Linked DNA regions of Homo sapiens: region 1 is linked to region 2. Evidence: chromatin loops called from intact Hi-C (ENCODE). Cell type or tissue: gastrocnemius medialis. All regions are shown on one strand. Region 1 overlaps PDE4D (phosphodiesterase 4D). Region 2 overlaps PDE4D (phosphodiesterase 4D).

Region 1 (5,000 bases), 74 kb after region 2:
TAGAAATCATGAATCAAACAGTAAGGTTTCCTGGGATATATTAGACAAAACAAAATTGAACCCTGGTATGTTTGAATTGGGAGTAGTCCTGGTACACTATGACTTTCTGGTTCAGAGATAAAAGCCTTAAATGGCCTCTTAAACTTTAAGGATTCTTAGCCATTCAATATCTCCCTATGCCATTTTGATGAGACTAGTGTAAATGAATCATAGGCACATAGATTAAATTCCCCCACGAAATACTCATGACTATGAAACATTTAAGAAAAAGTGGGTAAAGAGTCAAATATGTTTTGCTGACTCCTCAATATTTTCAAGATGGACACAGACACAGTCAGCACATTCAAAACAAGCTAACAGTGACCAAAAGTGTCTGCATTTGCTCTTATATCACCAGTCTTTATGTCTTCTTCAATTGTGAGGAAGAAAAGCTCTTCAACAATACAGTTCACATTTCAGTCTCAGTAGCTGGGGTAATCTGATCTCCTGATTTTACTCTAGGCTTACTTTGAATGTGACCCTAGTAAGTTTAAAATTCTTTATACTGCCTACCTTACACTCCTGACTAGCTAGTTAGCTAAATAGAAATGAGGGTTAGACCAAAAGAGGACTATCTTACAGCGAAGTATAGGTCTAGGCAGTTTTCTATCTATTTAGTGAATTATTACAGAAGTCCTCAAAATGGCCTTCTAGGAGTCTAGAAAAAGTAAACGTATTTTCCATAAGCATCCACAATCTGTCTTTTTTTTTTTCAATTATACTTTAAGTTTTAGGGTACATGTGCACAATGTGCAGGTTAGTTACATATGTATACATGTGCCATGTTGGTGTGCTGCACCCATTAACTCGTCATTTAACACTAGGTATATCTCCTAATGCTATCCCTCCCCCCTTCCCCCACCCCACAACAGGCCCTGGTGTGTGATGTTCCCCTTCCTGTGTCCATGTGTCTTAGTAGTAAAACCAAGAAATAATCTCATCTGATTTTAATGCAAATTACACCCATTTCCAAACATGCTGGCTTTTTAAAACAATATTTTTTATTAAGATTTACAATGGAATTTCAAAAATGCAGCCATTTACACTAGGTTGATTCTTATTTCACTTTATGTACATGAGTGGTTTTTCAGCTTTAAAGTTTTAAAGAATTCAGCTCAGTATTTTGGTGTTTCAGCACTTTCTATTTTGAAAATGAGCCAAATATTGATGTGGTCAGATCTATGATCCCTCAAACCATTAAAAGTTATAACTCTGTGATAAATATAATGTAGCAGTGTTCCAAATTGGCAACTCATATTAAGTTTAAGAATAGGAATTACCTACAAAAAATTTCCAAGTCACCATATATCTGTCTCTGTGATAATGTCATGCTCCCTAGCGATGCTCTCAAATGGTAGAATGAGTCACTGGCCCTTGTCTTTTCAAATTTTATCCATGAAAATAAAAGTAAACTGCTAAAGATAATCTAGAATTTTGTACTCTAGCAGGTTTCAAATATAATTGCTTCTGTGTTTTTTGGTATAAAGTTGCTCCCATGGAGATTATAATTCTGATTTTTTTCCTATTCTATGCATTTCAAGAGCTAAAATAAGTGTGGGAAAGGATATCTATATATATCTATACCTCTATACGTATTCCAACTAAGATAGTGAAGGGTTTAACTTTGTGTATTACTTAGACCTAATAATTACATATATATATATATATATATATATATATCTCCAAGATTTTAAAGTATTAGGTAATAAGTGCACATAAGATTTCGTACTTTTTGTCGTTTTCTTCTTTTAAATTATGCATCAGATTTTCTTGTCTCCAATTGCTGAGGGTGTATCTTCTCTTCTTATTTGCTATCAACATTATGACTAAAAATATATCCTCCAACATGTCTAAAAGTCTTATTTTAGATAGGTGGATTTCAAACCTTGCTTTGCTTATGGGTAAATTAGGCAAAGAGAGGGTGCTGTGGTGGAGGAGCTCCATCGTCCTCCATCTTCAACCTTGAAGAGCTCAATTTGGAAACCAGTGTGGTAGCCCTGTATAGTGAAAGTCATTTACTAACTTCTCTTCCATGGCAACCACAGTAAATATTATGCTACAATGTGGACTCTAAAATAAGAGATTAAAAGCTAATATTGATCTATGAATGTATGACAATAATAGCACCACGAATAAACCCAAGTCCAACACTTTATTGCGTCTCCCCCAGAAATCATGTGTTGAAGTCCTAACTCCTCGTACGTGAGAATGTGACCTTACTGGAAATAGGATTGTTGCAGGTATGATTCATTAAGTGAAGATGAGGACATATTGCAAGAGAGTAGGTCCCTAATCCAGTGTGCCTCACGCCTTTATAAAAAGAACACCATGTGAAGAGACAAACACGTACACAGAAGGAACACTATGTGAAGACTGGATGGATGCTGCTACAAGCAAAGGAACTACCAGAAGCTACAAGAGAGAACTGGAACAGTTCCTTCCCTAGCTCCTTTACAGGGAGCATGGCCCTGCCAACACCTCGATCGTAGAATTCTCACCTCCATAACTGTGAGACAACACATTTCTGTTTAAACCACTCTGTTTCTAGTACTTTGTTTCAGCAGAAAACTCATACACCACTCATTCCTCAATTTTCTGCATTCTGACTTCAACTCCTACCATACCAATGAAGTGCTTTTCACTAAGTAGTGGCCTCTTTTCAAGTCAGTCAGCTCATTCTACTTCTAGCTTTTCAACTACTGACTTTCCCTTTATAAAGCCTCTCTTGATCATTATTTTCTGATTTTTTTTTTTACTAACAGTTCTGAATACTCCTCATTTCATTCCTTCAACAATCATTGAGAGTTTATGTGTCATGTAAAAAAAAGAATTCTTCGATGCCTAAAAGTTTCTATGTTAAAGGAACATAAAGTTGGGTGGGAGAGAGAAGTAAATCAATGAGTAGATTTTCATTGTACACAGTATGAGAATAAACAGGAAGCCCTCTTAAGCCCATTCTACAGGTTTAGGCAGACATCCTTTTAAAAGATGATATATCAGATATGAGCTGGAACATGAGGAGGAGTTACCTTGACAGGAATGGAAGATGTAAGACCTGAGCCAAGAGGAAGAGGGTGTTCTAGGCAAAAACAGCAAAGAAACAAAGGCTCAGAGACAAGAGAGAATCATGAACGCCAGAGAATTGTGATGAAAACTGTGTGCAGAATGAAAGAGAGGACCTGACAAAAGAACAGAACAGGCGTCGGGTTCTGATGGGCCATATATGCCATGTTACAGCTTGGCCTCTATTCTGAAAGCAACAGATAGTCACTGAAAAGTCTTAAGCAGGAAATATATATTATCATATTTATCCTCTAGAAAAAAATGTTCTGAGCATTGTGTGAAAAACAGATTAGTGGGAGTAAGCAAAGCCAAACACAGAGGATACAGTCAGGAGGTGGTGGTAATATTTCAGAAGACAGATGATGGTGGCTGCTATGGTTTGAATGTTTCTCCCCTTCCAAAACTCATATTGAAATTTAATAGTCATTGTAACAGTATTAAGAGGTGGGACCTTTAAGAGGTAATTAGGTCATGAGGGCTCCACCCTCATGGGAGGCATTGGTGCCCTTATAAGGGCAAGTTCAGTCCCTTCTTGCTCTCTCCTGCCCTCTCACTTTCCGCCATATGATGTCACAACAAGAAAGCCCTCGCAAGATGCTGGCACGTTGATATTGGACTTTCCAGCTTCCAGACTGTAAGAAATGAGTTTCTGTTCATTATAAATTACCCAGTTTTAGGTATTTTGTTATAGCAACACAGACTGACTTAGCTTAACCTAAAGTAATACCCATGTATATAAAAAACTTTGGAGAATACTAGAGGTGAAACTGATATGACTTGACAATTGATTGGACATGAGGGATAAATAAAACAATTCAAAATGATTATCAAGTTTCTGGCTTGTACAATTTAATAAAATCTGATGTCACTCATTCAGACTGAAATATGGGGGAGGAGAAAAGGGGGAGGTGGTAGAGCAGATTGGATGAGATGGGAAGGGAATGGAGGCAAGGAGGCTCTCTTGGACACATCAGTGAGTTTGGACATCTTGTGCAGACATATCTAAAATATAAGCCTAGGGTCTAGGATATCCAGATGAAAGACTGATAAAGGGAATGCCTGAGAAGGCATGGATGTGAAGAAGACCACCAGCATATCACAATCATCTGTGGAATTTCTGAATAACTTAGGTGCCTGGGCCCCAATCCCTAGTAATTCTGATTCAGATGATCGAGCATAGCAAGCGGATGGCTGCATTTTAAAAGGCTTTGCAGGTGATTCTGATGCATAGCCATGGCTAAATACCTCTGGAATATGGGGTAACAGCAGAAAGTGCTGACGAAAGAACACTGCCATTTCAGTGGTAGGCAGAGGATCAAGAAACCCCAAAGAAAACTGACAAACTGCAGGCTGTTAGCTAGGAGCCCATGGAGGAATAGACTGTTTTATGCACAGAGAGTGGCCTACACTCTTCAAATACTGAAGAGAATCTGAGTAAAACAAAGACTAAGAAAAAATTTCCTGGATTTAGCACTAAAAATGTCAGTATATTTGGTGTAGGAAAGTGCAAAATTGAGAGTAGATGCAAAATTATTTGGCTGTTAGAGGGAGGAAGGCAGTAGGCAGAGGAGGACCCATGAAAATTTGCTTTAGCACTGTTATGCTTTGCTTTTTGAAGGAAGTGTTTTAAGTATGTTTAAATACCCATGTTAAAGACTTAGTCCATGGCTAAAGCTGGTGATCCAAGACAAGTGGCAGGTGAAGGAGCAAGTCAACTGAAAAGGCAGAAGCAGGTGGGACTCAAGGTACAGGAGCAGATTTCTACCTCAAACAGAAATAGGATGGAAATGTCCATGTGACCAAGAGACAGAGTTTTTATTGGGAAAAAAGGACACAAGGCTGACTAGAGAAATGAATGGGATTTTGGCAGTATTGAGGCTCCATCCAATTGGGTCTGG
Region 2 (5,000 bases):
CTGAGAAGAGCAAGTTAAAAATCCAGTCTTAATTGGGGCTTGGTGGTAGGATTATTTTTATCTTATAGATTTATTTCAATATTCATTTTAGGAAGAAAGAAGACCTTAGGAAGGTCTAATTCTCATCAGTTCTGGCATAAGCTGAGTTAGGGATCTCAGAATTTAAAGAAACGACGCCCTTAATAATGGCATCTGAAGAAGCAAGTGTACCATGCTGTGACAATTACAAGATACTACATCAGTTCCCATCCTCTACTAGGCTCTTTTAGGATGGAGACTCTGTCTGGTTCACTGCTTTATCTCTATAATTTACAATAGTACTCAGAAAATAGAAGGCGCTCAGTATGTAGCAATTATTGCCTGACTGGCTGTCTCTGTAAGCATTACAGGGAATGTACAACCAAAATGTATAAAGTGTAACATGACACCAAAGTTCATAAATTAAATGTTATCAAAATAGATTGTTTTTATAAATGAAGAAAATTAATCAGAAGATATCTTTTTAGAATATAACAACCTCTAACACCCAGTCTACAAATATACCCATCATCAAACTTCTGGCAAATGTTCAAAGTAAATAAACACCTATCATGACTTAAATACCTGGCTTTATACTTCAACAGTGTTCATATGAGTAAAAACATTTTTGCTTAAGTTGTCTACCAGTTTATAATATGGGAAGGAATTCCCCATGGGATACTATCTCCTCCCCCTTTATATAGGGAATACAAGTTTGGCTAAATACTTTATCATAATTGTGCAGAAAGCACATGGCCTTATAAAAGGGCAATCACATATATTATCAATGGGATTGATACTATTATCAATGGTTTCCTAAAAGCAGCCTCTCCATTTTGCAAGTCTATCAACTTATAGTTCTTTACCTTCCCTTCAGCTGAATCTACTCACTTCAGGCTCAGCCTGAGTTCCTGAAAGAATCCTGCCAGGGTGGGACCCATTATAAGGATTTTAATTGCATCTAGGTCATGACACTCAGATCTGGATCTAGGGGTGACTGCTGGCTTCTGCATGATCTACTCTTCTTCTCAGGCTGCCCATTCCCTGAGATCTACTTCATGGACACTAGATCCTGTGCCTGATGTTCAAATTAGGATGGCCTCATACCACAATGTTTTGTTGCCCCTTCTAGCTTTGGATCTCCTGTAACCCCAAATAGCCTAATCTATGCCGGGCCCTCTTATGCCCTTTTGATACTATTTCTCAAATGACTCACAAGACCAGCCTCTAAGGTCAAGCTAGTTCTCCCAGGTCTCTTCTAGTATCCTAGTGCTATTTTTTTCTCTGCCAAGTTCTGATTTCTTTTCCAGTCCCTGTTGCTAAAATCCTACTGAATCCCTCACAGCCACCCAAATCCTGGCAAGGTATGATTTTACCATCTTAAGTTCATTTTCAGGGCTGAGCGTATAATAATGACTGGTCATGCAGCACCCAGTGATCACACTGTACAGAGAGTACAGACATTGGGATGGAGGAAGGGCAAAAAGAGGCCCTTGATACTGAAACATATTTTCAGAGAGTAATATAATTGGTGAATTCTCATATGCTGTGAGGATCAAATTGATGAACCATTTTAGCACTCCCACAAGAATTCTGCTCCCTCATTTCTGCACAGAATTTCATCTTATGAAAAAGTTCCACAATTGTTAACATACTATAGCATCTCTTCATGCCAAGTAGTTTTGTATTTTAAGAATTACAAAATGCACTCATCAAATAATTTTGGCACATAATATATATTTCTAAATTCCAGAACAAATCTCTCTCTTGAAATTCTATTTAAAATACAACCTGGGCTTGTACACCATCCAGTATGATAGAAAAACATATAATCAATTCATAGAAGACCAACACCTGCCCTACAGGTGCTAGAATTTGACATCTTGTTGAAATTAGATTGAAATTTAGTATACAGTATGTAAGAAAAAAGGCAGACTACAATATTTCCTGCTAGTGGACATCATTCAGGCCTCAGAGATGAAATGTGCAAAACTCTTCTAGAAATACTAATCAACTGAAACAAGCCGCCTCCAAAACAGTAATGTGGTCAGTCTGCATGCTGCCAGGTAATTTACAATCCATGACAAGCAGAGCCAAGTGAAAGTTATTTACATTTATTCTACTGGTAGAATAGAAGAGATGAGAGTGAAAAGGATCTGCTGAATCAGATCATGTTTGACTGAGGAGTGACAGGGAAGTTTTCTTCAATTAATAGCCAGCTGCATAATTTGAGCTAATGCCAGCTGGACTTTCATCATGAAACGACACAGAAATAAATTATTCTGTACTCAGGTGCTGGCATAGTGAAGTGAATTAATCCACTTAAATCTGGAGGAGGGAGAGAGAAAGTAGATTACACTATCTGAATTTTTTGAGCCTGTTTTAGCCACACTTTAAGGATACTGAGGTTCATGATAATTATTAAAATGTCCAAGTGGATCCATTTAGACTCAAATACTTGCTTGAATGAACAAATTCTTAGAAGGGAGGAACCAGAGTAGAAATGGCTTTATCAAGGTCATGGTGGTTTCTTTCACCAATTAGTGAAATTCATATTCAACTCAGAAGGTCAGGGGGAAGTGGGCAAAAAGAGTCTTATTAAGAACAACTTTATAGGGGAATTCTTGAGGGGGTAAAAAGGTGACTACAAAGATATAAAGGAATCCAGGACAGGTTTAGAGAGGTCAACTGCCTGCTGGTTCATTCAGAAAAGATTAACAGACCCAGCTGCTGGGACTTTTCTGGCTAGGCATCCTTCCCAGTGGTCACAAGTCAATGTGTCTCCTGGCTGCTTGGCTATGTTCCCATCCGTCTGGATGGAAGAGCGCCCACCCCTACACGCCAGAACTTTTCCTTAGGGGAAAGTTACTGAGGTTCCACGTCAGGCAAACTTTGCTCACCCATCACTTCAAGTAAACAACTCTTCTATGGAGATTTCTTAGAGAAAAAATGCACTTGAAAGCATCTAACCAAAGCAATGAAGGTGGAAAAAACAAGTTATGTGGGAATCTGAGTATAGAATATACAGACATAAAATAAGCTCTCCAAATGAGGAAGCAGTCACAGCTTGACCTCTGAATTGTTTGCTGTTTGTTCCTTCAATATTCAAACTGTAGCCCTGGAAATACAAACACAAACTTCTAAACACTCACAGGCCTGTGGCAACAAAATGCTACATGCCAGCTTCACAACTGGGGCATGCAGACCATAAATCCTGTAGTGGCAGGAGGGGAGGTGTGGAAATAGACTGTCATCATTCTGCAGCAAGGAAAACTAGGTACAAGGAAAAGGCAACTGGCAACACATTCCTGGATTCTCTCATTCATTGAAGAAGGAACTCAGGGATTGAATTACCCAATTGACGCTAGTTCTACCCATGCCAGAGGGCAAAAGTTCCAAGACTGCCACAGGCCATGGTTGCTTGGAATTTAGGCAGAGGTGCTTGGTCCTTAGAGTGTAGCAGAGAGAAGTTCTGGAAAAGGAGCTCCTCATCGAGTCTGGTAATGAGCACTTCTATTCTGACATGGATTTCAGAGGACTCAGGGGACAACGTGCCCAGAATTTAACCCTTTTAATCAGTCAGCATGAGAGATAAATCTAATTTAGCTATATGAGACTGATGAGAAACAGTCTTTGCCGTCTATAACACAAAAGGAAAAGGACAAAATAAGAAGCCCATTACTTTTAGTTAACATTCAGAGCAACAAATAAATTCCTACAATCACATAGCACCTGGTTCCATCAATGGTTGGTTAGTCTGGGAGATTCTAAGCTATTAGCTGGAAGCTCTCTCCACAGTGAGTAGTGGGGAGAAGGGGAGAAGCGAGCTGTTAGCTGAATTAGCAAGTGTTTTTACAAATGTCATATGTAGTGTCAATGTGTGTCCTAAATGTAACACCCTGCCAATTCATCAATTTATAGACAGAACATAGGCACAATTTCTAGATATGAGATTGCATGACAGTGTTTCTCAAGGATTAGTTTATTTCTTTCAACACACCCTTTTTGATACGAACTGCTTTATTTTCTAGCACTCACTACATCTCACTCAAATGTGTGGATGGCAACAGAAAATTTTGATCATTACTCAGAGTACTGATTTTATACATTATCATCTTTAACCTTACAGTCTTCTGAGGTTAAAATCCAATTACATAAAAAGCAAAAGAACCTCAGAGGTAAAGAGACCAGCCAAAATATAACTATGCCCTAGTTTTACCCCTGTATTTTTATTATTTTGTGGGGTAACTTTTATTTGCCAGTCTTCCTTAAAATTGTAACTTCTTTGAAGATGGGAACTCCATATTATTCATCTTTTCATCTTCAGTGCCTAGAACAGTGCCTGGAACCTGGTAGGCAGTCAGAAATGTGAGAAGTAGATGCAGGCCATGCAGCCAGTCAGCAACAGTGCTGGGTTTTCAATGCAGAAATGTCTGATTCCAAGACCACTCACGTAAAAAAAAAAATGTTGCAGTTTATCAGTGATGTTTGGCAAAAGAATGGATGTTGATATTAGTTTACCCAGTTTCATTCTAGGTAGTTCACAACCAGGAGCTTCTCAAGAAATACTTGTTTACAGAATTCATGAATCCAAATTAGCTCTGTTTCCCAAAACCATAGATAACTGGAAACTAAAAATTGGATAAAAGTCAGCTTCAACAGAAGAAAAAAGAGTTTGTATTAAATATGAATGAGCATTTACTTTGTTAAATGATATGTGGGCTTTTCACCTAGATTACAGGAAAATTACTCTAGCATCAATTTTTACTTTGAACTTTGAAGAACTTTGAAGAGCTATATTGAGTAAAACCCAAAGTGCTCTCCGCATGAAAAATTCTAGTTTGCCCCTACTGTAAAAATTCACAATATAAATATAATCATGAGGGTATTTTCTTTCATAGCATCAGTCATTTAAAAATACAAATCTTTGAAGAAAAAAAAATTGTTGACGAAGTAAAATAGCATTAAATCCTGTAAAAAGA

The links. A loop is a pair of places that touch in the nucleus more often than their neighbours do. Peaks named below come from ENCODE experiments on the same cell type or tissue, not always from the same donor. Only the 100,000 strongest peaks of a DNase experiment are listed, where the experiment ranks them.
Region 1: a loop joins it to region 2, with 2.4 times the contacts of the local background. A loop is called at or near these places in 1 of 110 quality-filtered maps.

Annotation. Positions count from the first base shown.
Region 1 is chr5:59,615,228-59,620,227 of GRCh38, forward strand. All of the region lies in intron 1 of PDE4D (phosphodiesterase 4D), which reads right to left. Among named protein-coding and RNA genes, the nearest start is that of MIR582, 86 kb to the right of the region's middle. In gastrocnemius medialis, no CTCF peak of the experiment used is centred here; a DNase peak (open chromatin) is centred at 2,414; H3K27ac peaks cover 5,000 bases.
Region 2 is chr5:59,540,877-59,545,876 of GRCh38, forward strand. The region is part of intron 1 of PDE4D (phosphodiesterase 4D); the gene reads right to left. Among named protein-coding and RNA genes, the nearest start is that of MIR582, 160 kb to the right of the region's middle. In gastrocnemius medialis, no CTCF peak of the experiment used is centred here; DNase peaks (open chromatin) are centred at 2,785 and 3,235; H3K4me3 peaks cover 760 bases; H3K27ac peaks cover 5,000 bases.